Linked DNA regions of Homo sapiens: region 1 is linked to region 2. The links are chromatin loops, found by intact Hi-C in ENCODE. Cell type or tissue: IMR-90. All regions are shown on one strand. Links, peaks and the distances in the headings refer to the core of each region. The heading gives the core; the rest is flanking DNA.

Region 1 (16,566 bases), core at 4,237-12,236, 63 kb after region 2:
TGTTATTTAGAAAAATTATTATATGCCATATCTAAGGGGACTTCATTCTACTGCATAAAGCAAGGAAAGCCTAGGTCTTGGTGGGGACATTAGTCCTCTTCAGGACATTAAAGCATTCAGAAAGAAACTAATGTGTCTAGCCAAAATTTTCTAGATAATTGCATCCTCATGAAGAAATTTTTAAAGGGTATTTTAGTGTCCCAAGCTTTTTTTTTTTTCAGTCAGATGACTCATAAAGTTAATTAACATCATAACTGAAAGCCTTAGGGGAATAAGGAAAGTCTGAACAGAGTTTGTATCTACTCTAAATAAGTGGTTCTTTCTTTTCTTTCTCTTTCTTTTCTCATTCCTCCTCCTCTCTCTCTTTTCTCCTTTCTCTCCTTTATCCTCTTTTGCTCTCCTCTCATCTTTTTGATACTGATTTCTGTGAAATTAGAATTTACCTACTGCCTTCAAAAACATATTTAAAAATTATACTCTGTAATGAAAAGGGCTGGTAGTTTGATTTTAAAGACACATTTTTCAGCAAATTCTGATATTTTCAGAATTTCTTGAAAACATCTATTTCAGAAATTCCACATTGTACAGCTCAAGTAGTTAGCTTTAAGTTTCTGATACTTCTCTAAATTTGATAAATTCTTTTTAGGCCACCAAAGCATTTTTTTCTATTATCCAGAGTGGCAATAAACTAATTTCTTGTCTTCTACCTTAGAAACTGAATCTGGTTATCTAGCCCATAGCTTACTATCTATACTGCTTGGACATCTGCCATCTTTTTAGAGAGCTTCATTTCAATATTGAAAATATAAAATTATATTAACAGCAACAAGTTTTGTCAAACAAGTGCAGATTTATTTATTGTGTATTATAAAAAGCACCATATAAATACATATGTAACACGTACATATATATATACATACATATATAAAAAGTACTTATTATTTCCCAGTGCTCAGAGGGAAGAAAGAAGACATTTGAAAATTTAGTAGCATGATGAATTTAAAATATACATTTTTAAAGACAACTAGTTCCAGCACTTTGGGAGGCCGAGGCAGGCGGATCCCAAGGTCAGGAGATCAAGACCATCCTGGCTAACATGGTGAAACCCTGTCTCTCCTAAAAACACAAAAGATTAGCCGGGCGTGGCGGCAGGCGCCTGTAGTCCCAGCTACTTGGGAGGCTGAGGCAGGAGAATGGCGTGAACCCGGGAGGCGGAGCTTGCAGTGGGCGGAGATGGCGCCACTACACTCCAGCCTGGGCGACAAAGCAAGACTCTGTGTCAAAAAAAAAAAAAAAAAAGACAACTAGTTGGGAGTCTAACGTTGCAATTGTTTTAAAATGTCAGGGTGATTGTTACTCACATGTTTTTAACTCTTTGGATGTTATATGCATAATGTAATTTAAAAAACAATAATTATACGCACTGTGACATATTTAGTAACATGAAAATATATGAAAACAAAAATATAGATACTCGTAAATGTTTAGTGTTAAATGTCAAAATGTACGCTAAAACATGTTCTCATATTCATGTATAGTATGTAGTCATATTTACACATATTATTAAGTAATACAACTTCAAAACTTTTATTAAAATAAATTTATGCCTTCGCTTAAGCTTTAATAAATTACAAAATTGAGATGGCTTTCTAAAATATTTTGAATTCAATATTACTCCCGAAGCCATTAGTTTTCGAAGTGTGGTTTCAACTCAGGCACAGAGGAAAGCTAAAACCATGGGTATGCCAGTGTTAGTGCAAAATCACTTATCTTTTGGAAATATATCTTAGAATAAAGGGCTACTGGAGGTAAAACAATGAAGACTTGAGGACAAGGAGTACAGATCGAACATTTTAAAAAAAGAAGAAATTAGTAGTTCCAAGACCAATTATATACTTAATTGATAGAGTCTAGATTCTATCTCAATTACATGCCTTTCCATAGTCTCAACATGGCTTCCCAATTCTTCTAATGTTGGGATGATCTGAAATAAATATTTTGAAGAATACAGGTATGCTAATAAACTGAGAAAACAAAATGAATATCATGGTTCTGACATGCAGCTGATTAGAGTGGTCCTGACAAATGAAAGCAACCACAATTCTTAAAGGACCAGTGATTGATGCCAAAATGACTTCAGAACAAGCCTAGAAACACATGTTTTAATTCTCACTTTCTACCTTGTAAATTATTATGAAAATTAGTCACAAGTAATCTAGATAGGAGGACCTAGCATTTACACAATTCTAAAGTGTACTACATATGATATAGAGTCATCATATGAACTTTAGAACATCACTATAACAAAGGTATTATTTCCCCCCTTTTGCAGACTAAGTAACTGAAGCTAAAACTTGATAGCACTTGTCTGACTGTAAAATTCATGCTGTTTTCGCTACACTATACTGACTCTAATAACTAGCACTGCTTTCATGCAATTAAAATTTATTGAGTATATTCTGTGTTCTCACAAATGGATAGAACATAGTTGGTACAAAACACACAGATTGCAAAGAATAGGATGAAAAACAGTTAAAAGTAGATCCGAACACTTACACATGTGATAGAAACACTACGCATGGTGTCTTTACTTCGTATATAACTAATCCTCATAAAAACCTTATGAAAAGCAATATCAATGTCCTATTTTTATAAATAATGGTAAGAGAAATTAAACCCCTTACCCAAGAACAACTTTTCAACTAGTAAGTAGTTAAACTGAAACTCAAGCCATCTATGTTCTTTTCCACCACTTTCCACTGCTTTGTCAAAACTTTATAGGAGACACTTGCTGCCAACTATGGTGGAAGAATTTGCAGCACAGCAATGCTCCTCTTATAACAAGTACTAAAAAAAATGTGACCGGGCGCGGTGGCTCACGACTGTAATCCCAGCACCTTGAGAGGCCGAGGTGGGCAGATCACTTGAGGTCAGGAGTTTGAAACCAGCATGGCCAACATGATGAAAGCTCACCTCTAGTAAAAATACAAAAATTAGCCAGGCATGGTAGTGGGAGCCTGTAATCCCAGCTACTGGGGAGGCTGAGGCACGAGAATTGTTCGATCCTGGTAGGCGGAGGTTGCAGTTAGCCAAGATTGCACCACTGCACTCCAGCCTGGGCGATAGAGTGAGACTCAGCCTAAAAAATAAATAAATAAAAATGAAAAAAAAAAATAAACAGACAAAGTACAAAAAAAAAAAACTTTGAAGGTGTTAGAGAACTGCTAAGATAACTAAGACATGACACAAAAACAAGAAATTGTATAGCGTTTAACTGACATTCTTAAAAGCAGGCTTTTTCCTTGGGGTATATGCATATAAACCGAAATTCAAGCCATCTATGTTCTTTTCCACCACTTTCCACTGCTTTGTCAAAACTTTATATGGACACAAATAATGGTCACCAGGTCCCAGAATGGGTTGTGTGAGCCCTTGAGGCCTTCATCCAGCGTTGTTTCTGGGAAATCTCTATTTCAATCTATTCCCATACATTAGTTATTGAAAAATAATAGACAATCGCAAAAACAAGTTGACCTTTTTGTGTTCCTAGAGCCCGGTCATTTTATGGCCCTCGAGACTGGAAGTCATGCCAAACAACTCATTACCAAAAGAGCTAAGGTCCCAGCCTGCGCCGAAGATTTATGAGACCTCTCCTCATCTGTGAACGGACCAGTGGCCGACTCTGGTGCCCAGGCTGTTGCTTCCCAGCCTGGTGGTGAATCCTCCATAGTCTGGTGAGTGTAAATATATATATCTCTTTTCCCTTCTCCCCTTCAAATTGCAATTTGCTTATTATATCATTTGCTTATTATATCAATTTGCTTATTACATTAATCTGCTTATTATATCAATCTGCTTATTGTATCATTTGCTTATTATATCTGCGCTGCCATTTACATGGGATAAAGCTTGTTTACCCTTAATGGTGTTGTGTGTGTGTCTTTTATTTTCCCCTCACGCATTTCCCGTACAGAACAGAGACCAGCTGGGCCAACATGGCGAAATCCCATCTCTACTGAAAATACAAAAAAATTAGCCAGGCATGGTGGCGCACACCTGTAGTCTCAGCTACTCAGGAGGTTGAGGCAGAAGAATTGCTTGAACCCAGGAGGCAGAGGTTGCAGTGAGCGGAGATCGCACCACTGCACTCCATCCTGGGTGACAGAGTGAGACTCTGTCTCTAAATAAATAAATAAATAAGACAATTAGGGAAAAAGTTAAGATGGTAGGTATAATCCCAAATATATCACGAATTATTATTGTGGGTTGACATGTGCCCCCTGAAAGATAAGTTTAAGTCTTAAATCCCAGTACCTGTAATGGTAATGTTATTTGGAAGTAGTGTCATTACTGATGTACGCAAGATCAAGTCATAATGAATTAGCGTGGGACCTAATTCAGTGAATGATGTCTTTAGAATAAAAGAGAAATGTAGACATAGACACATAGAGAGAACATGTGAAGAGAGAGGCAGAGACCAGAGTGATATGTCTACAAGCCAAGAAACACCAAGGATTACAGGCAACCACCAGGAGCTAGGGGAGACATCAGCAGATATTTTCTCATACTGCCACAAGGAACCAACTCTGCTGACATTTGTATTTCAGACCTCTAGCCAACAGACTATGAGAGAATAAATTCTGTGTTTTTAGTCACATAGTTGGTGGTACTTTGTTATGGCAACTTTCAGAAACCAACACAATTACATTAAATGATAACTGATTATATATTTGAATTAAAAAAAAGACTGTCATGCTGCATAAGAAGGTTAAAATAAAAAAATTAATGCTTACAAGCGACACATCTTAAATACTAAAATGCAAAAGATAAAAAATGAAAGGGTAAAGAAAATGCACCAAGCTGACACTAAAAGTAAATAAATAAATAAATAAATAAATAAATAAATAAAGTAGATGCAGCTATAACAATATTAGATAAGCTACCCTTTAAAGTGAGAAGCATTACTAAAAACAAAAAATATATATATTTATAAGATTAAAAAACTCAACCCACTGGGAAGACACAGCAATTGTAAATTTGCATGCAACTACTTAGCTTTACAATATATAAAGCAAAAATTATCAGAACTAAAATTAAACTGAGAAAACAGTTATAATTATAGTTGAAGATTTCAGCACAACGAACACTAAAGAACAAACATTTTAAAAGTCAGTACATTTCTAGATGATATGAATAACGCAATTAACAAACTTGACTTGGTAACAAACAGCATTGTACTCAAAACTCACATTATTTTCATGTGATCATAGAACATTGGTTTATTGCTGGATAATAACATTTCATGCTGGGCCATAAAGCAAGTCATACAAATTTCAAAAAAAAAAAAATGAATCATTCTGTGTTCTCCCAACATGATGGAATTAACAAGAAATCAAAAGCAAAAAGATAATTAGAAAATCTTCATATGTGAAAGTAGCCCACAATAGTCATAAACCATATTGTCAAAGAAAACATCACAGTGGAAATTAGGAAATATTTTGAACTGAAGAATATTAGAATTTATGTGATGCACGTAAGGCTGTAGCTAGAGAGAAAAGGTATAGCCTCTAATGCCTACATTGTGAAAAGAAGAACGGATCAATATCAACTTTCTAAATATTAATAAGTTAGTAAAGGACAGAACATTAAAAGCCATTAAACTAGATGAAGTAGAATTGCAGAAATAAAATAGAAGCATAAAGAATAAAAAAAATCAGTGCTGGCAAAAATTGAATCTGTGGGAAGAATAATACTATATTAGATGACTTCTATAAAGATTGATGAGAAATAAGTACAAATTGCCAATATAAGGAATGAAAAAACCAATATTATTACATATCCTGAAGATAGAAGTACATCATAAATAATGCCAATTAATTTTAAAATTTATGAGAAATAAGCAAATTCCTTGAAAACACAGCTTACTAAAAATGATACCAAAAAAGGAAAATATGAACTGTACTAAATATATTAAGTAATAAACTTACAACTAAAAATCTTTCCAGAAATCTAAAATAATCTATTGACAAACTGTGAGAATTAATAACTAAATTAGCAAGAAAGATGGGTATAAAGTCACTATAAAAATTTGCTTTTTATATGCTAGATATAGAATTTTTTAAAAAAATATAATTCACAGTAATACCAAAAACATCAGATAACTAGGAATATAGCTAACAAAATATATGCAGTACTTGTATGCTGAAAGTTATAAAATGCTATTGAGGAAAAAAATAGGAAAAACCTAAATAAATGGAAGGACACATAGTTTTATGTAAACATTTCTTGCTATTCTTTTAATTTTTATCCAAAAATTACGGCAATCATATTTCACTTTCAGTAGCCAAATATAATTTTGCTGACACATCTAAGGAAAATACTAGAATCCCCCACTTTAATTCCATACATATTTTGGAAAACTCATTATTATAAAGATGCTAATTCTCCTCAATTTTAATTTTATTTATAGATTTAGCATAATCCCCGTTAAAATTGTGATAATTGTTCTTCTGTGGAAACTAGAAAGGTAATTTTAAAAAATTACATGGAAACGGAAAGGTCAAAAACAGCTATGGGAATCTTTAAAACATAGCACAGGTTTGAACAACTTACACCGCATATATCAAAAGCTACCATAAAGCTAAAATAGTTAAAACAGAGCAACATTGATGCACACACTGACAAAAAAGCCAACAGAAGAGACGGAGTCCAGAACAGACCCACACACATATGGTCGCCTCAAATACAAGGTGAGACTGCCACGCAGTGGGAAAAGAATGGCCATTTTAGTAAATGGTGCCAAAATGGAAACAACCCAGTCCATTAACAATAAAATGAATTTAAAAATTGTGGTACACTTATACAATGGATTACTATTCAGCAATAAGGAAGAATAAACTATACCTACACACAGGAATAAATTTTACAAAATAATTTGATTGAAAAAGAAACAGACACAAAAGATCACATACTACATGAATTCATTTATTTAAAGTTAAAAATCAGCCAGAACTAACTTCCAATGCTTTAAGTCAAAATAGTGGTGAGGGGCTGGGCATGTTGGCTCACACCTGTAATCCTAGCACTTTGGGAGGCCAAGGTGGGTGGATCACTTGGACCCAGATGTTTGAGACCAGCCTGGGTAACATGGTGAAACCCCGTCTCTACAAAAAATACAAAAAATTAGCCAGGTGTGGTGGCACACACCTGTCATGGCAGCTATTTGGGAGGCTAAGGTGGGAGGATAACTTGAGCCTGGGAGATCGAGTCTGCAGTGAACCAAGATCACACCACTGCACTCTAGACTCTGTGTCAGCAAGACCCCATCTCAAAATAATAATAATAATAATAATAATAATAATAATAATAATAATAATAATAATAGGAAAGTATCTGAGGTGTTGATAATGTTGTAGGTATTAATCTAGGCACAGGCACTCTAGAAAAATATAAGGTTATGTGAGGCACTCATGAATAAGACTAATAATTCTCTCTCCAGCTTTATGAATAATATGCTAGAATAAGCATATTGCCTATTTCTTCATTTCCCCAGACAGAATAAACAAGTTTTTGAAGCTTACGGCCATTTTAGCAACATAAAAAAGTACACACTTTGTAACTCATTCTATAGCTTTTTTTTCATTGTGACATTAAAAACATGTATTTAATTTAAAAACTGAGTTGCATCCTGTTTGTTCTCCTGCATGTTTGGGAGTAACTCCTTTTTTTTTTTTTGCTGGTACAGAATACTCTGTTATTATCTTCTTGCTATGCTTTGAATCACCCAAGCCAAGACTTATTTTTAGCATTAAGCTGCTAACCCAGAAGCAAAGAAAACCAGTCACAAGGGATTATCTCTTTCAGGACTGTACTCGAATTATTATACATGTGAATTATTTAAGAATCAGATAATTTTATGTGGCAAAAGGAAGAAGAAAGCTATGAATAGAAGAAAGTACAAGTTGTCACTAATTATTAACTAGTCAATATGAAAATAAACCCTTCCATAAATAGATTTTTATATTTTTTTCCTTACACTAAATTTTCTTCCACTTCTGTTTCTTCCATCCTGTCCACATTGGTGGATTATTTATTGCTATTTCAGTTATACATTTCAAGAGAATGAGGTGACTGATTATATTTTTGCATAGTTTCTTGGTTTAAAATACTGTGAAAGGAATTTATTTTTAAATGTGGAACCTGTTACTATGACATCAAAAATGACAACAGAAATGGATAGCAAAGAAATACTCTTAACACCTTTAATTCTAGTGACTATAATCATTTAAAATCTCTTGCTCTTGATATAAGCAACTACCACCTTTAAATGAAAGTAGGTATTTCTAAGACATTCCAAAAGTCCCTACCTAAGCTGTATTGCTTGTATTGATCCGTATTCTCTTTAGAAATGCCTTCCTATCTCACAGGTTATTACATGATGGGAGATCACTTTATAATCTTAGCTGCTAGCCTTGAAATATTTCCTCTCTATATATTTCTTCTTAATCTCAATCTTCTTGGCTACCTATTTTATTACCAATTCCTCCATTCCATTTCTAGCATTATCTCACCCTTCAGGCTTTATGCGAGGCACTGTCTTCCTTCCCCAAAACTATGACTCAGTAAACCATCCTTTGGCAACCCTTAGTAAATATGCTATTTCATCCTGGTGAGGCAGCAAATTGGCCCAGCAAGCCAGACTTTACCACAAGGAATTGCCCCCAGGCCGCCAAAGCATTTCTGGGAGTTCTGTGTATCCAATTCCACAAATATTTCCTGAGTGCCTACTACGTGCCCAGCACTCTGCCAGGTGCTGGAAAGAAAATGATGAGTAAAACAGGCTCCTGGCCCTTCAAGAGCTTACAATTTAATGGAAAAGACAGAGCTTAAATGAGTAACTGCACAGATACATGATTACAAGCTGTGATGAGTGCTGGGAAGAGAAAGTACTCGGTATTCTGAGAGCATAAGATGCTTGGCCTGATTCAGTGTATGGAGTCAGGAAAGATCTCTAAGGAAGTGACATCAGCCAAGATCTAAAAAGTGATCATCAGGCAGGGGTCATGCTAGGCAGGAATTTGCATAGCAGGATAAAGATCTGTGTACTTAAAAGAGGAGGTCCTTTCTATTGGAAAATTATTAAATCATCAATCAAAAGGAAGGAGGGGGAGAACTCTGAAATGTACACAGCAGGAATAAACTTAAAATGTATTCCTGTGCAAGAATTATTTCACTCCAAAGAAGAAAAATAAGCATCCTTATCTTGAACTTTGCTAGGAGTCTCTCTTATATATTTAAAAAAGAAACTGAAAAGTACCCAGAGCTATAATCAGGGCATTATGTGGAATAAAATTCTAAAAGGAAAAATACAGATGACGCAGAAGTTGCAAGGTGAGATAACAATTTATATGGAGAAGAAGAAAAGGGCAAAATGCCATAAGCCAGTAGCAGTACAGATATAGGGAAGGCAGGTTTAAGATGAGGATCAAAAGAGGACCACCAGGTAGTTGCAAATTCTCAAATACACGTGCAGATTATGTGGAAGTGCTACATACATTTAAATATAAGTAAAATGTCAAAGAATAATGCCTTAGTGTGTTTGGTCTGCTATAATGAAATATCATAGGCTTGGTAATTTATGAACAATGGGGATTTATTGCTCATAGTTCTTAAGGCTGGGAGAGCCCAAGATCAAGGTTAATATCTGGTGATGGCCCATTCCTCATAGACACCTTCTATGTGTCTTCATACGGCGGAAAGGTAGGGCAGCTCTTTGGGGTTTCTTTTATAAGGGCACTAATCACTAGCATTAACCATCACAGACTACACACAATTGTTCCAAATCAGCATGGACGTTCAATAAATATCCATTATTGTGGAGGTAGAAAGGTAAAATGGAGAAGGCCCAGGACTTGTGTCCTGACTGCAATGCACTGAAGATCTGAATCACTGACCTGTGAGTTTCTAATGTTAGAATGCATTTGAAGCACCTGGGGAGCTTAGTAAACCATAGACTGATTGGTCCCAGCAACCCCCAGAGTTTGTAATTTAATAAGCCTTTGTTGGGGCCTAAGAACTGCATTTCTAACTAGTTCTAGGTGATGATGATGTTGCTGATTGAGAACCTTTGTTCCAAGGGAACTTTCCTCATCTGCAAAGTGAGACATTACTGTCTCCAAGGCCCAACCTCACAAATTTGTTGAATAAAATCAGTATACACTTTGAACATATAGGCTGTTCCATATTTGTCTTGTATTTCACTGCCAAGGATGGTATTTTTGAGTGACTGAACGCCTTGCCTATATTTTCTGAATAAAAAGACACTGTGTGAGTGTAAGCCTGTAATGATCAAATATCTAAGAATTCTGCATAAGTGGCATTCACTGAAGTGGCATGAATAAACAGAAATTTGAATACTGAAAAAGAGAGAGAATAACTGAGAAGTTATGTAGGCAATACTGTAAACATGGCCTTACCAGATGTTAAAATACTGAAATACTTCCATGCCAGATGGCATATAGCTATGTCCAAGACACACCCTGAGTACTGCACACCCACAAAGGCAACTAAAAGGAACCACCACCACCCTGCTTGAGCTCCTGTACCAGTGTGTATTCTGATTGTTGTGTGTCTTGCCTCACTGGTAATTAAATGTTTTATTACCCTTAGAAAGGAAAGAGAGGATGGAATTGTTGCTAGCTCCTCACAAACATCTACCCAAATCTTTCCAATACAAATCCTGGACTTAGCAGTCATGTTTGTTCTTCCTCTGTATCTTTATTTAGTCCGTGTAAATGAATATAAGATGTTCCAAGAGAAATAGGGGAAAACGGAGAAAGGAGAAATACCAAAGAGGAAAAAGGATTTAGGATTATATGTCATTACAGAATAACTCCACTTGAGCACTGTTAAAACCTGCTCTGAAAAATCAGTTCAGAAAGGCCTATCTAGACGGCTAAAGGAGAGAAGACACAGTAGTCCCAGTATGACTGGTCTATATGTGTCTCTCTGTTCAGCATTTTCCAAAGCTGCGTAAACTTTCCTTCTGCAGATGCTAAAAGTATTCCAAGTTGCCAAGTGGCATGACATAGTTCCGTTGCCAGCAACTCTGCCACCTTGGGCTGCTTAGGTCTACAGCCTTGATGATCTAAGTGGCCTTTGATGTTGCCAGGCATTGGATAGAAACAAGGACTTTATACTTTGGAGCTGGGTCAGTGTTGTCTCTATTTGTGCTCAGAAAAAGGGCATTTTCTCCACTATCTGAGCTAAAATTTCTTAGCTCCAAAACTGGGATTCACTAACCAAGAACTAAAAACTGGAAAATCAGGGAATAACAGAGTGTGAGCACTCTGGATTTCTTCACATGCTTTTCCCTGAATACTACAAACTGAGCTCATTCTTTCTGCATACTCGGAGTAATGATTAGTTAAAGAAAGCATGCTTAGAATTATAAAAATCCTTCCAGGAAATGTTTTTGGCAAAAAATACTCTTCCTTAGATAAAATTGAAATGCATAATGTATGAACAATCCCATCTCAATTTATAAAATTTCAACCACGTGAAAAGACATGTTTCTTGCTAAAATTCCTTCATCAGTTTCCATTAATAAATAAATGGTGGTGCTCCTTGCATCTACCTTAACTGCAACTATAAAACACTAAGCCTATGAATGAAGCATTTAGGAAACCATAATCCACTTTAAATTGGATATTATCAATTCAGCACAAAGAGTCAAAATGGTTACTTTCTTCCTTGTATTCATTAGAAAATACGGTAGAATGGAGAATTTGTGGGTTCTGTTTGAGGTTCAATTACACCTAAACATTGACCAATTAGTTTATAACAGAAACTATTTATATCAATGACTATTTTCATAGTTATCATATTATTGTTATGATTGTTATTAGCAGAAACTTCCGTTTCTGAGTACAGCCACATGAAACCATCTTAGATAGGCCGTTAGTAGTAAACTTGAGCTTCCATGCAAGAGGTAGCTTTCATTACATGCTGATAGAATATAAGTGCTTCCTTTCACATCACTGTATATGATGTTTCCAAATCACCATCAACATGACTTGAATTTTTTTTTTTTGCAGTCACAGAAGTTATAATGATTATCACTATTCCCATTATCTTATCTTTCTATTGCTACAGAACAAATCACAAAGTTAGGAGCTTAAAACAACACTCATTTGCTAATTTACAGTCTTGTAGGCCAGAAGATGGTCAGGCCTCAATTGTTGTTTTTAATTCAGGCTCTCACAAAGCTGAAATCAAGACGTCAGCCATGCTGAGAGGGGTTTTCTCCTAAACTTTTTCTCTTTCAGATTCTCGAGTTGTTAAAATTCATCTCCTTGTGGCTGTATGACAGGTCGCAGTTCTCTTGCCAGATGTCAGACAAGAATCACTCAGCTGCTAGAGACTTTCCTCAGTTCCTTACCATGAGGTCCTGAACAGTTCCCAACATGGCTGCTTACTCTCTTCTAGGCCAGTTAGAGCATGTCTGTCTACCACTTCACTGTCTTTTAGTTAAGTCCTCTAACTAGGTAAAGCACACCCATGATAATCTCCTTTTTGATATCCCAGCATATTCACAGGCTCTGCCCACACTCAGGGGGAGGGGCTATTCAGGGCGTGTACACCTAGGGATGGAGATCTTGTGAATGGAATTCTGCTTATCACAGCAACTGTCATGAAAATTTTGCTCAACAGAACTCCAGTGATTGGGTTAACCTCTTCCCCCGAGGCCACAGGGGCAAGGCAAAGCAAGTGGTTGAGACACATCTCTTCTTGCATCTACTTCACGCGCTGGACTTCCAAGCAGAGAATTTTCCTTTTAACAAATAATTATGTAGTAAATAAACAGTTTGAAAAAAAAAAAAAAAACCCATTTTGGACTAGATAAATCAATTAGAGACCATCCAGTCACCAAAATCTCTTCTGGCACTAACAGTCCATGATTTCAAAAGAAATAAGTTCAAGTCAATCATAGAGCTATAGTTGACAATTTATGATAGAGTGAAAAGAACATTTAATTTTTAATCATAAATATTGGATTCAAGTTTTGCATATTCCAATTATTTATTCTGTAATTCTGGGACATCTGTAGTATCACTATGCCCTTTAGTTTTCTGGCAAATCTGTAGTATCATACACTTCAGTCTCCATGCTTAGAAATGATGATAATCATTACAGTAATAATAAAAACATATGTCTTACAGGATTACTGTAAGGACCAAATGAAGTAGTGCATATAACACAAAATAGTATATAAATGTAATTCTGATTTATATTATTACTACTATGAAGACTTCCCTACCCCAATCAAGTTGTTTAATAGATAACCATTGTGTTTACCAGCTCAATACCTCTTGCTCTAGTGAATGTCTCTTCTCATTCATCATATACATTCTGTATCATTTAGGGTTCACATAAGCAACATACCTTGTTGCTATGGAACAGCAATAATTTGTGAGGACAGCAAATGCTTCCGGGGTCTACATGTCTCAAAGGGTATTATGTAATTCTAATGTGAATGCATTTTACTGTAGGACCAATGGGACACGCAAACACATAGTATGAATATTTGTAATATTCTTGAGAATATATTTAAGTGGATATCCTAAGAAGCTGTCAGAATCCCCAGACTCCCAAATTAATTTCCTGGCTGTGGTACAAGAGCTATTATGAGAGCAAAGACCAAGTAGAAGCCACTGAAGTAAATTTTTAAAGACATCTCTATCACTATTGAGCCATGCACAGAAAGTTTAAACCCAAAGACCTAAAAGGATTCAAGGGTGATGATTCCTGTCACTTCTCCATTTAACACTCCACTTTGGGCTAGTGCAGAAGATCGATGTATTTTAAAGAATAAGAATGATTTTTTATAAAATTAATAAGGCAGTAATGATTATTATGGCTGCAGTTTCAGATACTGTTTGCTCACTGGATCAAACAAGCATAGCCTATTTCATCTAACATGCAGGTTTCATTTGATAAAGGTACTTTTCCCTCTATTCTGGTAAGACAAGAACACCACTAGTAAACAATTTTTACCTGACAGGGCCAGCAGCATAGCTTTGACATTCTGTCTTAAGGAAATATCGAATTTCTCACACAATCTCACAATTCACTACTCTAGTCTACAATATTAAATACATATTGTTGACAGGTTCTAGAGGGCAGAAAGTGGCAGTCATCTCAGAGATTTATATAAAAAAATGTGTAGCAGAGATTGAGAAACAAATTCCATAGAAATACATCATCTTGACATCTTAGTAAAGTGCTTAAGGATCCACTGGTTCAGAGCATATCAAGATTTTTTTCCATACCGAAAAATAAGTTGCTATATATTGTATACCCAACCACTAAAAAGGAGTAGGAACATCTAATTAACTAATACGACTTTGGAGGTGACATTTATCACTGACTCATTCATATGATTTTAAAAAGCTCCCAGTTTTAATAGAAGTCCAGGTCAAAGCAAACAAACAAAAAAGTTCTTCAGGTTTCCCAAGATACAGTGCAAATTGTTCTATTTTTAGTATTTGTGACAAGATAATCCCATGGTGTGTAAAGTGGCTGTGTAGACTGGGGTGTTATATGGAGATTGTGACAAATTCTAATAAAAAATCACAGCAAAACCTATGTGCATTTAATAGTATAGTAAAAAGGGCAAGTACTTATAAACAAATAACCTTTTTTTATTTTTTAAGATAGTAGCTCCCAGCTTCCCACTGGTCTCTGGTAGAACTGAATGCCTAATCAATGAATGCCAGATAGCCATGCAACTTGATATTCCATTCTTACATCGAGTGCTATTGGATTAATTTTGCAATTATGTCAGGCAAATCCAGCGGCAGTCCACCTCCATTATTCAATGAAAATAATCTACATGGATCAGGTCTCGGAGGCACAAATTGTATAATCATTTTGTTTACAGGACCCAGCATGTATGCCTGCTCCTAACGTATTTCAACTTCTCTCTCAACTGACACCTAATGTGATCCTGGGAGTTCCTTTTCACTAAATAACTGCAGATGAAGATTCTATAGCCTGTCTTGCAGATGCATCTATAAGATATACAGGAACCACCCAGAACTGGACTGCAAAAGTGTTATAGCCCCATTCAAGAATGGAGTTATAAAACAATGAAGACTAGTCCAGAAGGTGGCTGCATTTAAGCACTATATACCATTTTGCAGGAGTACAGCCCAAGGCTAGGATCTACACACCACTTTCTGAGTTGTCTGGTGAAGTAATTACAATAATATAAGAAATAAATTGAAATATTGATAACCAGGAAGTTTGAAAGAAAAGTTGGGATAGATCTTTGGGAATGGGATCAGGATCTGAGGATATATGTATACCATAGGAATGCTCACCAGAAGATTCCCTGCAGAAGAGGTTCTCAATTACACGGACAGAATAACTCCTTCTGCACATGTCAGTACAGCGAAGTGCTATGGTGGCAGTAATTGAGGCTGTGCATGAAATCAACAACAGAAACTTAAGCTCTACAAGGCTATCTGAATATCAGTTCTGATGATTTCTTAACTTGTCACGTAAGGACCCATCCCTGCTATGAAGCCTTGAAGGAAGACAGCTTCCTAATATATTTTATATTATGGCACACATAGTTAATGATAAAATCAAGATGTTGAATATTTTAAAATTATATCTAATGACTACATAGTAGTCATGGATATAATTATGTCATATAATTATATCTAATGACTACATAGTAGTCATGGATATAATTATGTCATATAATTATATCTAATGACTACATAGTAGCTCCTCCCATAACTCTATGATATTGAGTTCTGCTGGTTTGGATGCTGGAAACCATGCAGAGAAAAGGGTGGGAATGTAAATTTGGTCAACCCCCATGGAAGACAGTATAGAGATTTCTCAAAGAATTAAAAATAAAATTACCATTTGACCCAGCAATCTCGCTACTGGGTATCTACCCAAAGGAAAAGAAACAGTTTTATCAAGAAGATACCTAAACCTGTACGTTTACTGCAGCACTATTCACAATAGCAAAGTCATGGACTCAAACTAGGTGTCTATCAGTGAACTGGATAAACAAAATGTGGTATATATACACCATGGCATACTATGCAGCCATAAAAATAATGAAATCATGTCCTTCATAGCAACATGGATGTAGCTGGAGGCTGTTATCCTAAGTAAAACAACTCAGAAACAGAAAATCAAATACCACCTGTTCTCACTTATACATGGGAGCTAATCAATGGGTATACATGAATCTGGAAACAATAGACTCTGGAAACTACAAAAGTGGGGAGGGTAGGAGGAAAGCAAGGGTTGCAAAACTACCGGTTAGGTACCATGTTCACTATTGGAGTGATGAGTTCACTGGAAACCCAAACCCCAGCATTATGCACTATACCCATGTAACAAACCTGCATATGCACCCCCTGAATTTATAATAAATAAGCACATAAATAAAAAATTTAAAAAGAATATCCTGTGAATAGAAAGATTCTCCTGTTTCAAGAAGGAATGCTTTTTTTTTTTTCTTAGTATTTTTATTTACTG
Region 2 (16,566 bases), core at 7,902-15,901:
CATTAGAAATTTTCCCAACCTTTGTGGGGATTTCTGGCGTTTCTTAGTAGACTGAAGGGAACAAACACTTTTTATAATTCTAGTTCTTCTGATAGACTGGTGAATGGTCCTCCGGAACAGTTAGAACAATTGTTACTTTAATAATGAGAGTGTATGAAAGTGGCCATTTGACACTACATGTTACATAATTTTCACCTTTATTAATTGGATGGGAAAAATATCATGATTTTAGTTGTTATTTATTTGATAACTAATAAAGTTTAATTTTCCTAAGTTTATTACTCACATATTTTAAACACTGTACATTGCATGACTGTCCTGGTTTTTATTGGAACTGTACACATTTTTTCTCTCCTAATCTGTGCACTAAAGATATGAATTCCTTTTTGTAATATGAGTTGCAAATATTTTCTCAGTTTGTCTCTTGCCTTTTAATTTTGTTCAGGGCAAAGCTGCCTTTAAAAAAATTGATTTTCATGTAGCTTTCATAGGATTTTACTGATTATGCAAAGAGAGAAATGTGCAATTCATTGGTATTCCAAACTAAATTTTTAGAACTACCTTTTGTTTGAGAAATGAGGTGATACTAAAATCAGTGGGGGTAGAGGATCTGGTTATCTGGCTTTTATTCTCTTTTTTCTGTCTTTTTTTTTAAAACAGCATTAAAAATCAAGCACCATTCGAACAACCCTTACACTCTAGCCAGATATCTAATTCTCTTTGCCCCAGACAGCCTAGCCACCATGTTCCAGGACTCAGAATGGAAAAGCAATGTCATAATGATAGAACATTGCTTGTCTACACCCTCATCTCCTAGCTACAAATCTCCCTCTTGTACCTCCAGCCCACACCACTTGCTGTGGTCAGATTATAATCAGTGGGCAAGTCTTGAAGCATCTATCATGATGGTTAAGCATCAGGTCTCTAAAGCCAGATACTCATGTTGCTAGAAAAGAATACAATGTAATTATATCAGCATGAAATACAGCTTCTGGCCTCCAATCATTCATATTTAAAATAAGCTAAATAAAACTTTGATTAACATATATTTTATTATGGAACAGGATGAGAGTCTAGAATAGACCCACATAAATGTGGATAATTAATTTTGACACAATTGAAAGGCATTTTAATAAAGGACAGACTTCTAACAAATAGTGCTAAAACAACTGGACATTGTGATGGTTTAAGAAATGTAGATACATTAGGTAAAAAAGGACTGAGAATTCCGTCTCGGTTTCACTGTCCCATGTTCTCGCTCACTTGAGTCACTTGCTGTAGTGGAAGTCAGTGCCATATTGTGAGGATGTATAAGCATCCTATGGAGAGGCTTAAGTGGTAAAGAATCATGGACTGCTACCCACCACATGGAAAAGCTGGGGAACAATCATCTGAGGCCTTTCAGCACCATGTGACTAAGCTTGGAAGCAGAGTAACCCCCAGTCAAGCTGAGATGACTCTAGCCACAGTTGACAGCAAACTCATCAGATACTCTATGCCAGAACTAGCCAGTTAAGTGGTGTCCAGATACATGTTCCACAGAAACTATAAGTATTGCTTGTGTTCAGCCACTAAGTTTGAGGGTAATTTGTTTTACAACAATAGATAACTAATATAGACATCCATATGCAAAAATAAGGACCTAACACTTCATACAAAATTAACCCCAAGTGATACATATACCTAAATGTAAAATGTATAACTCTAAAACAGTTACCAAAAAAAGTAGGAGAAAATGTTTTGATGCTGGATTAGACAAAAAAAAATTTCATAACACCAAAATCTTTATCCACAAAAGAAAACATTAAAAAATTGGACTTCGATAAAGCTAAAAGATTTTGCTCTATGAAAGAAACTACTAAAAGAATGAAAAGACAACCTATGGACTGGAATAAAACATTTGCAAATCATGTATTTCACAGAGGACTTGAATATACAAAGAGCTCTCGAAACTCAACAAAAAGAAAATATAACAACTTTAACAATGGGCAAAAGATTTGAACAGATATTTCAAAATGGAACTAATTTTCAGAGAAGAAAAACCCTAAAAATTGAGTGGAGCAATTTGACTTAAGTATAATATTTTATAGGAAATCCAATAAATAAAAATTCTGTATAAAACAGAAACTAACAATAAATTTCAAATCAAGTAGCTGTCTTCTGCTTTCATCCATGAGGGAGTAATGGAGTTGCCGTCTTGATATTAAAAGCTATAAAACTGGGCAAAATATTTGCAGAAACTTTTTTTTTTTGTTTGGCAATGTATGTCATGACAAAGGACACCAATCCTTGTAAGAAGAGAAACAAGCCAGATCTTATTCCTGACAAGGGCCAGGTTCTGGACCTGGAGCTAGATTAGAGTTTGGAACTTTCAGAGCCGGCCACTAAAGAGGGGCCTGCTTAGAGAGATCACCTAGAAATCTACATGGGTCCATGACTGAGGGTTGGTCTGTGTATGCTCAAGCCAAGACACCAGGCAGTCCACAGTGGGAGTGCTGGGGGTGGGACAGTGATACCAGAAACCAGGCAGGGCTGAGCCTGGCACCATGAAAGGCCACACCATGGGAAGAAGGACAACACTGAAATAGACTAGCTGTAAGGAAGAATAAAACTAGGCCTTAAAGGATCAGAATGATCTGACAATAACTTAACCGCCTGCCAGAACAAAACCAGACACCTTACAATTTATCTTCCAAAATGTCGAGTGTACAAGAAAAAAAGAAGCAGGAAATGTGATCCATAAAAAAAATTGACAATGTGAAGACCCAGAACTTAAAGGGTAACTTAGATGTAATGAGTGAACATTATGAAAAATTCAGCCGAAAAATGGAAATAAAAAAAAAAAAAGAACCAAATGGAAATTCTATAAAAGAAAAGTGCACCATCGGATACGAAAAATTTACTGGATAGGCTCAAGGACAGATTGGAGATCACCTAAGAGAAATAGTGACTTAGAGCTCAAAAGGAATAATCCGATCTGAAAAATGTATTTTAAAAAAGATTATAAAGGATGAACAGAGCCTGAGACTTGTAGAACAATTTCAACTGATTTAAGTGAGTCCTAGGAGTGAAGAAGAGAAAGATGGGGTGGGGGTGAGGGTTTGGGAAAAACAACTAACTAGAACACATCATGGGAAATTTACCCAAATTTGGTCAAAAACATCAACCTACAAAGCCAAGATTCTCAGTGAACCCCAAGCATAAGACATACAAAGAACACGGTAAACTGAGTATATCACAGTCAAACTGCTAAACCAACAAGACAAAACAAAAAGATGAAGAGAAAAATCTTAAAAAGCAGCCAGAGAAAACTGACACATTACATGCAGTGCAGCAATATAAATGAGGCTTCTCTTCATAAATGATGGATTCTGGAAGGCAAGTGCTGTATAAATGAGTAAAAGAGGGCTCCTGTATATTGGCCCCTAGGTTCTTTCTTCACAGCAGGCTGAGGCTGAGATCTGTTAGCTCAAAAGCCCTCTGATGCCAAACACAAACTTTTATACATCCAGTTGTTTTTAACGCTGCCCAAATGAGGGAGTTTTAGCCATTCAGGGACTGCTTGCTTTGCACAGCTCTAGGAAACTACATCCAACATCTGCTAGATATGAATAAGACCTTCTGGCTATAAGGACCTCACGCAGCTGCCTCCCTTGGAGCCCTCTGACCCACAGACTCTCTTCTGTGCTGCTGAATGACACCACCTAGGCACATAAACCACCTCAGATTCCCCTCTTTCTCAGAAGTTCCCTTGCCCTTCTCTCCTCTAGGTAGTGGCCCCACTTGCAAACCAGCTGAGGCCTAGCCCAAATAAAGTGTGTGTGTGCTACTGCCACCTTGTGGCCATATATTTTTCTTTGATCAGCCCCCAAACCCTTGGAACTCGCTGCAAGATCATAAAAACACAGTGCTGAAAGAAGGGAAAACAGGGAATAAAAAACCAAAAAACTAGCAACTCAAATTCTATATCTAGTAAAGATATCCTTCAAAAATGAGGGTGAAATAAAGATATTTTCAGATCATTGACAGATGAGAGAATTACTTGCCAATACACCCACACCACAAGAAATGCTGAAGATCTTTATATTGAAGGTAAATGATACTAGATGGAACGTCAGATGTACAAAGTAGAATGAAAAGCATACAAAATGGTAAATATGTGGGTAAATACAAAAATCTACTTTTAGTGTTGTCTTTAAAAGATGATAACTGATTATTTAAGTCAAAAATCAGAATGCTGCATTATTCAGTTTATAATGTCTATATAATAAATTACATGAAAATATTGCACAAAGAGTGGGGGGAAAGATAAATGGAATTATTTTAAAAAGCAACTCATGTTTCAAAGTTCAAAGTACACTTAATGTTCAAGGTAAAAGTGTTTTCAGATAAATTAATTATAAAGTAAGCTGAGCTAACTATACCATGAGCCCATAATGCCACATACCAAAACAATAACAGGATCATGTAAAGGTCCATCGGTGTGAAGACTTTCAATGTCATCTTCAATGTTATAATCCCACTCCACACCAAGATCTATGAAGGTCCGCGACTTGGCTTCCTCCCCTTTGCCATTTAAAATATAATGGCCTGTAGCCTGGTTCTTAATAGCTAAAGGGAGAAAAATGAGTAACCAGCATACATTTTATTTTATCATATTAAGTGCTGAAGATTCACAGCAAGTATATCCTTTCTACAAATCAATGACCATGTTTCTTTATTAGTAGCAAGGAATCAAAATGGGTGTTAGTTCTGATATTATTTCCATTGTCTTGATTAGGCATTCAAAACTCTCAAGAAGCATTCCTAACTAGTCAAAAATACAGCAAGATGGTTAAATAGGCAAAAATAATGTTTGCAAATATTCCCATTTGAAAACATCGTCAAAGAGGTTAATAGTTTCTAAATCATTTATCCTATATATTTCCTTAGAAAACTGGGAATATCTTGAAAATGATAGCTACCTTTTCAATAATTAATAGAAACAATTTATGCTAGGATAGCATATAATGTAACGGTTAATTATTGCATATATTTTTTAAAGTTGGTCAAAATATTTATAGTCATCCAACATAGTTGAAGTAATTTTTCAGGCAACAATTTAGTTCTCATGATTGTAAAATTCCAGAGCCATATCACCTACTCATATAGTTAGAAAAAGCTGCTTACTGCTAATGGAATTCTTAATGTAGTATATATTTATTACATATTATACAATGAAATAAAATGCTGGCTTAATGAGTAAAAAATAATGAATGGGATTTTAAATTTTAGATTTGTTTATCAGCATATAATGTTACATTAGAAAGCAAAATTTCATGTTACTACAATTATTGAAAATGTGTGAAAAACATGAGTAATTTTAATTAAATGTATTTATTCCTCTTGGGCTTTAAACTGGTCTATTTTTTCCAAGGACATTAATATGAATTCTAGGATGAAAAATAAGGGATTTTAAATGCTTGAGAGAGAACTATAGCTGACTGCTAGACTATTACGACATTTAGTAGTGAATATAAATTAAATGTGTTTAAAAATTCTATGAAACACCATAAAACAATGCACTTTTTAAAGTCACAACTGAAATAAAACAATTTGCTACAAATTTTCATGGAGTTGATACGTGATGTCTTAGCTTCAGAAATTATCTTAGTGTTCTTATAGGCCAAGGAATAAGTAAGTTATGTTTACACTTGTCTATACAATTTAAATGTAAACCTCTTTAAAGTGACATTTCCATGTAATCGTCTCATAAAAGAAAAAAAAATCTTCTTGTGGAAATTATAATCAGCTCTCCGTGGCAAATGGATCTGCATGTGCCAGTCAAAAACCTGACACATGTCAGATATTAGAATAATTTAAGATTAGATTAGTAAAATTCACCTGTGGTTGCTTTTCAAAGAATGTGAAATACAATAAAAATAAGGATACGTACAGTATTGGATCAATCAAAATATCAGAACTTATTTGTAAACATAAGTATGATGAATTTTTCTGATATTCCTTGATTTAGTGGATTTTATTAACATATTTATTTTCTTATTCCTTAGAGCAAAAAGTGTATAAGAAATATAAGCTTGTCAAATGATTTTTCCCTCATATAGTTAGGAACCAACCCCAGTTTCTATACAAAATTAAAGCTCTACTTTTTTTATGTTTCTTGTTTTAAAGTAAGCATAGTTGGGAGAAATGACCAAAAAAAACCTACATAACATTCAATTAATGCATTTATATATTATTTTGATTCTTACATATACGTATGCACATGTATGTACATATACATATGCACATGTACACACATATACACATGCACATGTACGCACATATACGCATGCACATCATGCACATGTACGCACATATACGTATGCACATGTACGTACATATACGTATGCACATGTATGTACATATACGTATGCACATATATGTGTACATATATACATATCTATATTTAGGATTTCTTTGACATTTCAATGTTTCAGTGCATGTTAAAGCAGAGACAGCAGACAGAAACACTTACCAAGAATATGAGGAGAAGCCTCGTCTTCTTGGATTAACACATGTCTAGCCCCAGGGGGTATATCAAACATCTTAAGGTACCCTTTGCATGTGTAGTAAATATTGTAGGAAGCAAAGAAGAAAACAAAAGCAACAACCATGGTTAGTTGAGCACTACATTCTTACTGCTTCTGCGTGCAGAAGAGGGCATCCATAAATTTAAAGAAGCAGTTTCGGAAATTAACTTCAAAGCATTGGTAGCTTTTGTGACATCCAACATGAAATTAGAGGCAACTTTTTTTTTTATTAAAGAGGGAAAAAAGTTAATCTTGTTACCAACGTATTAGTCACTTATCTTGCGTTGACCTTCAAATGATGTGAACAACAATTCAGGCAAATACTATACTTTCCTGTGTCCCTCTGTGTGATTCTAGTTTTCTAAACCATCCTTTTGAAGTGGAGTCAATTTTTAGTGAAAGTTCACTTAAGTTGTAAACTTTTTGGGATATGTTATCTGCTTACATGTTATTTTAAAAGTCTAAGAGGGAAGTATAGACAGCTAAACTTCTAATTATTAAAATATTTTCATATTTAAAGCCTTCTTTATTCTAAAGGAGTTACAACAGAAAAATCAGTGCTTTCATTTTTCTTGTGATCAGTATTAATTTTAAAGCTTTAGGCAAGTTTTATGATGGGACTATTTTAACCAAATCGACAACATGGATTTTAAACCACTTAGTTGGAAAATGTGTGCAAGATGTGTTATGCATTGCCTTTATATGCACCCTAACCTCAAAACCTCCTAAGCCAGAAATAAGAAAATCAATATGCTTAATAGGTTGCTTTGTGTTTTAAAATCATATATCATTCCTATTACTGTAAATGTCATATATCACATACTATGTTGATACTATCACATGTCCTAAAAATTATCTTACAATCATTTAGAATTAAGATTATGACCATAAATCATAAATATTATGACCTGACAATAGTCAGGTCAATTAGAACAGATGTTATACATCTCATTATCATACAAATAAATGAATATAAAATGATTATGTAACCTACACCTTCAATACATTATGAAACATCCAATACATATTCTATGGAGAATATTAACAGAAATCCAGTTATCAATCCACAATTATTGATGAAATAAGAAAAAACAAGTGTTTTTGTCATTTGTATATGTATAATAATATACACCTATGAATAGATTTACCTAAGTTTTTCACAATATTTATTAGTGTCCTAACTAAATAAAGTGGTCCTTTTGGGATCAGGGTGTTCAGCACTTTAGCCTGGGGTAAAGTCTAACACATGAAATGTACCATGTTTGCCTGAGTACACAGTGGCTAAAAGGAACATGCTTAAGATGCCAAGTACAGCAAAACAGCTTGATGCCATTTATGGATGCCCATCTTTCTGCAGTTTGCTACAACTTACCCAGTACGTTTTTAGCTTCTCTTGTTTCAGCAAGAGAAATATTACGAGCTCCTTTGGGTAAAGTGAAAGCGCCTCTTGTCTTCCCTTAAATAGAATGTCTTTAATTAGTGGAGGGTTCATGTTTATCAAAGTCTTGTTGTTTCATTGACTATCCCATAAGTCACATATTTTATTAGGCAAGTTATAAAATATGTTCTGTAAGTTTATGTGTTGAAGTCACAATGCATTTGTAATAGATAATGCCAATAAACTGTTAATAGTCAATGAAAGTAAGACTAAGCATGAAAGTAAGACTAAGTAGATGATTTGAAGTTGAATACTTGCAGATTTCATTTTCCAGCAACTTCAATTCTTTATGGCACCTCTTGCTTAAATGTTTTCCTGTTGGAAAAGGTTAATTAGTCTATTAAATCACTATGATGACAATATTAGTGCAAAGATATGGAAGTTAGATTATCTTTGAACAGTTTGAATTGGTATGACAGATGAAAATTTTCTAATGTTCTTTTGGCCTTGATTTGCAAGTTTAGCATGATGTTTGAACTCTCTGAAAAACAGTACCAATACCTTATATTATACATAATATACAATGAATGAACATGGCAAAACCTTTTCTTTACATTATTCACTGTGGAAATAAAACAAAATGAATTATTTTACATCCAAAAGAAAAGAATAAAATGTAACTCCAAGAAAGCACAGTATATTATTTCACAGCAAGATGAAGAAAATTACATTTGACTCCACTGAAATATAATACACGTATATAATTATATTTCTCTTTGCTTTAATAATGCAATCAGTCAGAAATAGCAATATTTGCTTTTTAACAATTTTCAAAGTACAAAACATGGTAATTTATAACACAGGAATAGCAAAGACATCAGTAACAAGAAAAACATTAGAATATAGTCTCCTAGTAATTGAGTTAGGTATCAGGGGTATAATGGGAATAAAAAATACAAAAACTAAGAGAATTATTTCATTTGGATGAAGACTAACTTTTTTATAAAAGGAAAAGTTACCCCAATGACAATTTACTTAACGTAAACCATATTTCTTTGTTTTTGTTTTACTTTCATGATTTTATAAGATACCAACGGCTCTTTGGAAGACATCAAAATCTTCTTGAGCAAACACCACATCAAATTTATCTTTAAGTGCTGAATTCCCAGAAACATTTGCCAAATAAATCCTTATTGAATAACTGAATAGTATCTGATACAAACTCAAGAAATTATTCAGTAATAAATGTCTGTATACAAATCTTTTATGAAAATTCCAATGAATATTATTAAACTATGGATAATTTTGCCTATTATTTGATGCATGAAGACAGCTTTTTGTTCCACCTTTGAACCTTCAGTGTATGTCTAAGTTCAAGTTATTGACTATGTAACAAGCATAAACATTTATAGAGATGAGCAATTACATCTCAGGTTAGTTTTTGGTTGTACCTCAATTTTGTTTAAAGTAAATTTTTAAAAATTATGTGAAATACAGATCCAAGATTCCTAGATTTATAAACAGGATAAAATTGTTCACTTTTAAAATAAGTAAAACTAATGTGATATTTTAAAAGTTGTATCTAAAATTTTGTAATTTTTAAACTCCTGATCAATAATTTATATGCAACAAGAATTCAAAATAAACACCAATTCTAATAATTCAATCTGCATTTTATTAAAAATGCAAAATAAAACACAGATTTTAGCTAGCTAGTATAACTGATACTGATTTTACTTGTTTCTTTTCTAAATTTAGTATGTATTTTTTTCATCATTGACGCTAGGGAGTATGAATTCATTCAAAGTGATTTCTTTTTTTTTTTTAAGTTCCTTAAAAGGTAATCTGAATAACAATAAATCAGCAGCTAAATTTTGATTATGTTTATAGAGAAAATGCTGCATTTCTAAAGGAAGAAGCCTCAAAAAGTACAAATCACAGAGAAGAATACTAAATCCATGAGAGACCTCATCTTACCAAGCTTCCTGGGAGTTCTGGTAAATGTCCCCTTCACGGTTCGGCAGTGGGAATTATCTCCTCCACAGACACCACACTTATCCTCAACCTTATTAGAACCAATTTCTTTATCACAGCCCACTTTCTGGAGAGAGAAGATGTCAAATGTGGCTAATTTTAGTGTGCCCAGTAGTGGTCAACATCCCAGAGAATGATGAACCCTTTGTTCAGTCATGGCCCACAGTCAGCCAATTTATAGCAAACTGCCACTGTAGTCATAATTTTTAATACCTCAGTTTTTTAAAAAAAATAATGGGAAACCAAATGACTTGTACCCTAAGTAATAAAGAATATATTTCCTCCAGTCCAATGAAATATTTACACCATTTTAAATTGTCATAGTCATCAAACACACATGTAATGAAAACAGATGTAGCTGATGCTGAGGAGACAAGAAAACAACAAGACAGTGCTTTTCCCTTGCTGCTCTCACATTTATGATGATGGATAATATAGTGAGTTGTATATTAGTGCAATCTTTAAAAGATGGTTATGATGTGAGACAAAACTTCACCAGGGTGGTGAAGATTTTCACAGGGGCCAAAGAAACACAGAATAGAAAAGCATTTCAGGAAAGCAGATGAGTTACAACAAAGCCAGAGAAGTATGTTCATGGAAAGTGGGTGCAGAGGTCAATATCTAAACCCATATTTAAACCAATGGAAGGTTAGTGTTTCATGATAAGGAAAGAACAGTGAAAAATCTGCATTGAATAGACTGCAGAAGACTTGAATACCAGGAAGAATTTACATTTTCCCTTGAAACAGGAAAATATTGAAGGTTTTCTGAACCAAGGCATGTTCTTAATGTAAATCACTGTAGAATAATGATACACAATACACTACTGCACTCAAAAGTATGGGATGAAAGGTGGCAGGGAAAATAAAGACAACACATACGTTTAATGTACTAGGTACTGCGGCAGGTAAAAGCTGAACAACACATACTATGCTTTCAGGAAAATGTAAGCTCAATTACTTTAGACTCATTAATACAGCACTTCAGTTTTGATGAAGTATAAAGGAAATATATGTTAGGAGCAGTGTTTCAGTTAATAAGATAATTTCATATCGATTTAACTATGAACACAAGAAATAAAATGCATTTTTAACCTGAGATTAAATGGAGCAAAAAAACATGTTTGCTTCTCTACTACTTTTGTTCTAATGTGAAATTTAGCCTTTAAACTTAGAATTGATTGGAAGGTGAGAAAGAAATGTCTTATTATCTTTACAACAAAAGATTAAATATACTTAGCACTGATTATTTTTAAAAAGACCTTGTATTTTAATAGCAGATGGCTACTAAAATACCCGAAGCAAATGCATTATTACCAATTTGTATTCCCAACCTAGAGGCCTCAGAGTTACTCAGAAAAGGCATTTGGCTGGAAATTAGGAAAATTATTTAAACCTTGATTCTGCCAGTGACCAAAGTTTGATTTGAGAAAGTACAATGTCTCTCAAATTTATTTTAGCTATTGAACTATTCATAGACACTTACTATAATGTGATTTCAAAGATAAAATAGTTTAAAAAATTAAAAATGTGCAGATGAATGACAGTAAACGTAGATAACGTAGAAAGCCTTTGGGGAAGCAATTTGAACTTACCACACACTCTCCTCGCACACATATGCTATATGGATCTTTGTAAGAACAGTGCGTTCCATCATGCACCAGTTGTTTCATGTAAGCAACATCTCCAGTCTCCTTGGACTGACAGTAAAGGTGGCATCTTTTCTTGGCTGCATAAGATGGAGGATAAAATTAACTATTTACATAAAATGGAATGTTTGAACAGCATAGTTTATTTTATTTTTAAATATAAGGTTTCACTGTGATTTCCTGAAAACAAAAGGAATACCGTATAAACAAATAAAATAAGGAGTAAGGAGGAAAGTATGTACATTTGACATTTTTTTTTTAGCTAAGGTGACCATAAAATTTGTCATCTAAACTAGAAAAGGGGTTCTAGTAATAACTGAGCAGGAACAACAGGTATAAACTGGGACTGCCCCAGGCAACCCTAGATTTCAACATAGCTCTTAAATAAATCTTAATTCAAAACCAGTTTAGTTTTCGTAATATTAGAGCACTGAAAGAATGTCTGTGATTTGACTCAATCATCTAACATAGTTTTTGCCTCTTACAGGATGCAACTCACTTCACCAAAATAGATAAAAACAATGCATTTCTTCTTAATGCATTGCAACTTTGAATTCTTAACGTGTATTCCTCTTTCCTTTAACATGGATTTGAACTGAACCCAGTGGTGCATGTAATCATATAACTATTTCCTTTCATTCACTCAAATAAGAAGTATGGCAAAAAGTTGCCATTGGACATATTTAACCAAAAATTCAGAAGTAAGAAGTGAAACATTAAAAGAAAATTTCCAAATATATCTTTAAACTATAGTAAAAAAGTAAAAGGTTATAAGGTATCTTTTGTTATTAAATTATGATCTTTCTCTTGGTCCTGACTCAATTTTCAAAGAACTATATTTTTCTCTAGTTCAGAAAGGAAAGATCACAATATTCCAGAAGTATTTCCTAGTAGAGGGATTTCGGTTGAATCAGGAATTCCAACATCTCTCCCAGGCGTTCCTTTCCACTGGTCTTTTCACCGCTGATGGTGATAGTGCTGCTTGCCAGGAACTATTGCACCATTCTTACCTCTTTAGAGAAAGGGTATTTAAGCCTTATTCTTAGAAACCCAGGAGAACTTACTCCTATAAGCACCAAGTTTCCTAAGTTACCACATAGGGATCAAGAGTCCATGGGGTTCGTGCTGGCAAAGCTTAAACTGTGAGTAACCATCCACACAGCAGGAAGGAGAGCACGAGGCTACTCACGGTCAGGATGTTCATATGGCAACCAGTGGTGTTTGGTATTCTGGTATTCAAAGTGGGAGTTTCGCTGCTGACACTGCTGTGCTCTGAAGTCCTCAAAGTGTTTTTGGCATTCTTCTGTGTTACAAAGCTGGTACTCAAAATTAACACCAGGACAATCCTGACCACCATTGATGGGCCTAAAGAAAAGACAACATTTAAAAAGGCCTTTTGGCTTCTGTCTAGCAGTTGAAGCTTGCAGACACAGTGCTTGAGGGCACAAAGCCAAAGTTTCTGGGCTGCCAGCACAAAGTGAATGAACTCATACTTCCTAATTTCAGTCCCTTTCCAAAGCACCCTTCTCTCCCTGCTGGGTGGAAAAATAAAACAAAACACAAAGCTCAACTTAAATCAGCTTTTCAAATCATATATTTTAAATGCATGGCAAAAGTGTGTAAGAAAAAAAAAGCATGTATATTGAATCAATAAAATGATATTTTGCTACCATGTATAAAACACACAGATGCAGCTCAAAGAAACTTTGGTCATCGCTCCATGGCTCGGTTCCCTCATATGTAAAATGCAAATAATAATGTATCTTCCTTTGAGGAAAACTGTGAAGATTAAATGAGTTGACATTATTTAAAGCACTCCTAACAACTCTGGCTCATAATGAACTTTAGCTGATCTTTTAATTTTTATTGTCTTTGTTACTTCTAATACCACCATCATCTCTTACTGGGAAGGCAGGTATGTGGCATCAGATAGTCTTACAAAAGACGTGCTCAGAGACATCCTGCTGCCAGAAACAGAGAGAAAAAGCTGCTCACATATTAAACCCTAGACAAGGCAGAATCCTCTAAATGTGAGAATTCAGTTGTTTTTTTCTTCGTAAAGATTGCTGAGCACACAATAGGGAATTCAGTAATTGTAGTCTGAGTGAATGAATAGATAACTTTCCCCCAACAGTCACCTGGCCTTCTATCACAATCTTTCTTTTGCCTTCCTCTGAAGCAATCACATTCCACTCCCTGAAGAGAGAGAGTCTGTATGCTTGGTACCGCTCTTTCCTGGACACTCTCTTGTTTCTGGCAGTCAATCTCGCAGTGCCCATGCCCACGCCCTTAGGGCACAGTGACCTACTTTCCTTGTTCAGCTTCTTAATATTCCTGAACAGCAACTTCTTTAAAAATATTCAATCTTCGTTTGATCTTCTTCATCACTGACTGCTTGTCACAAGATTAATAAATGGAGATGTATCAAAAACACAGACTGGTTTATGAACTGTGAACAATTTATTTTCCTGCCCTGTGTTTTACATGCACTTTATAAAACAGAATACTAATAACATAATATTGAAGTATTTTCTGGTCTCTCCAAAAATAACAAGAGTTACAAGGATATACTCACATGGGATTATTGCACTGGCGTGTTCTGAAACGAACACCAGTTCCACATGTCCGAGAACAGGAGCCAAATTTAGTCCATGACCCCCAATTGCCATCTTGTTTTTGCTGATTAGCATTCTTCCACATGCAATGACCCTTATAGCACCACTTAGAAAAATGACAAAAGGTAATTATTAAAATCACGCATACACTAAAGCTGAAGTTGTTATACAAGAACCATCTAGTTGAAGGGCTTTCTTACTGCTCTTTTTTCTTCCAGGTGGAGATGCATTTAAAATTATCCAAAAGCAATTATGTCATTAATATACCCTATTAAAGGGTAATTTAGACTTGTATTTTTCAAGTAGAAAATTAAAATGGAAAAACAACATTCACTCAGACAAGTTTTTAAATGATACATTCACCAGTAAGCATCAAACACTATAATCAATAAGAACTCTTTGAGCACCCAGCTTGCACAGTTGGTAAGATTTTACCCTTCATCTGTCACTACCTATATCATACCAGAATATTTTGAGGGCTACATGATCTTTTTAAAAATGATAAAATAAACTATGTCTTGGTTTAGATAATAATATAACATGTCTAAAACATATGCAGCTTTCAAAGCACTTTTATTTAACTTTTAAAATGTTTCATTAACAATGATTCTGAGAGATAGATGGGTCATACATATATCATCAACAATTAGATGAGGAAAATTGAGGCCCAGAAAGGTTCATAAGTAGTTGAAGGCCATCTGACCAAGAAGTAATTAAGTGGGGCTACCAGAACCCTAATACTATAGAGGCACCTAGCTTACAGTGCCTGGCATGGTGCTCAAGAGACATTAGCCATTTTCCTCTCTAACATTTTGACTTACTTTTTCACACTACGTACAATAAAAGCATTTGTTAAAACTCAACTTCTATAAATTTCAATATAACACCAATATATTTAAGAAAGTTGAATGTTAAAAAGTTAATTATATAATTTTTTATAAAGCAAAAATGAATTAACTCGTTATACTCTTGTTTTTAGTCAGAAGTTTATGATATTGAATTTTCCCAAAGCAAAACATTGTATACAAGGTGCTTTGCATAGTGCCTAATATAATGCAAACACTTAAAAAGACAGGTTTTATTATTATTATGCATATAATCCCTGTCACAAGTACAGTTTATACACATTTGAAATTGAGCTTTAAAAGAAGTAAATGCCATATAAATCTTCTGTACCAGGTTTTGGTCCTGCCTACAATTTCTTATTTCTAAACTAGTCAAAGCTTTTCAACTTGAGTTCTTAACATGCCTTTGTTTTGGGATCTTTGCCCTTATGAGTAGCATAGCTTGGCACTCAGCCAATTTCTGAGCATTCAATCCTGACTACACAATTTGAGATTTAAAACCTCTGGGCATCCTTCCCTAAGGAACAAGGCCAAATCTTCTGTATAAGTTCACATGACTTTATTTCTGGGCAACTTTCACAAGGAATGGCATGCCAGCAAGTCAATCAGATCCCACTACCAGGGGGCAGATAGTCTGCTGAGTTGCTTCTTCCTATTCTGCCAACAGTGGGCTGAATGGTAGTCCCAAAGATATCAAGTCTTAATCCCCGGAACCTGTAAATGTTACCTTATTTGGAAAAAGGGTCTTTGCAAATGTGATTAACTTAAATATTTTAAAATGGAGAGATTATCCCAGATTATCCATGGGGTCCTAAATGCTGTTACATGTATCCTTATAAGAGAGGGGTAGAAGGAGATTTGACCCATAAAGATGAGGAAAACGCAATGTGGCCACAGAAGCAGAAACTGGAGTGGTGCAGCCACAAATCAAGAAATGTGGGGTGGCCACCAGATGCTGGGAGAAGCAAAGAAAAGATTCTCCACTACAGCCTTTGGAGGGAGAATGGCCCTGCCCACACACTGATTTCAGTTCATTGAAATTGATTTTTGACTTCTGGCCTCTAGAACTGTGAGGGAATAAATATCCATTGTTTCAAGCCAACAAGTTTGTGAAAATTTGTTACCTTAGCCACAGGGAACTAGTACACTATTTTAGTACATTACTTTAATAAAGCCTTGCATACTATGGTTTTCATAAAAATGACAGTGCAGCTGTGTTTACCATTTTCCAGACCTTTAAAGATGATAATTATGCAACATATCTTACATATTTATTGTGTAAATAGATATACTCACTTTTCCAGCAGCACATTCAGTCCCATCAAGTGGAGGTCCCTTTTTAGTCTTACAAAAGTAGGGATTATCAGGATGGCTACACCACAGCTGTTTACATGGGTCAAAGGTTCGGAACTGGAAGATAGATAATCAAATTGTCAGTGAACTCTCAGCTAGCATGACATGCACCAAAAATATA

The links. Peaks named below come from ENCODE experiments on the same cell type or tissue, not always from the same donor. Only the 100,000 strongest peaks of a DNase experiment are listed, where the experiment ranks them.
Region 1: it touches region 2 in a loop (2.0-fold over the local background); 2 of 110 quality-filtered maps call a loop at or near these places.

Annotation. Positions count from the first base shown.
Region 1 is chr4:72,366,569-72,383,134 of GRCh38, forward strand. The region is part of intron 4 of ADAMTS3 (ADAM metallopeptidase with thrombospondin type 1 motif 3); the gene reads right to left. Among named protein-coding and RNA genes, the nearest start is that of ADAMTS3, 190 kb to the right of the region's middle. In IMR-90, for the core only: no CTCF peak of the experiment used is centred there; a DNase peak (open chromatin) is centred at 8,643; H3K27ac peaks cover 804 bases.
Region 2 is chr4:72,299,470-72,316,035 of GRCh38, forward strand. ADAMTS3 (ADAM metallopeptidase with thrombospondin type 1 motif 3) reads right to left here. Exons shown (of 22, transcript NM_014243.3): 11 at 16,389-16,502; 12 at 14,208-14,353; 13 at 12,822-12,997; 14 at 11,579-11,712; 15 at 9,928-10,051; 16 at 6,518-6,598; 17 at 4,448-4,611. Among named protein-coding and RNA genes, the nearest start is that of ADAMTS3, 260 kb to the right of the region's middle. In IMR-90, for the core only: no CTCF peak of the experiment used is centred there; DNase peaks (open chromatin) are centred at 12,792 and 15,542; H3K27ac peaks cover 367 bases.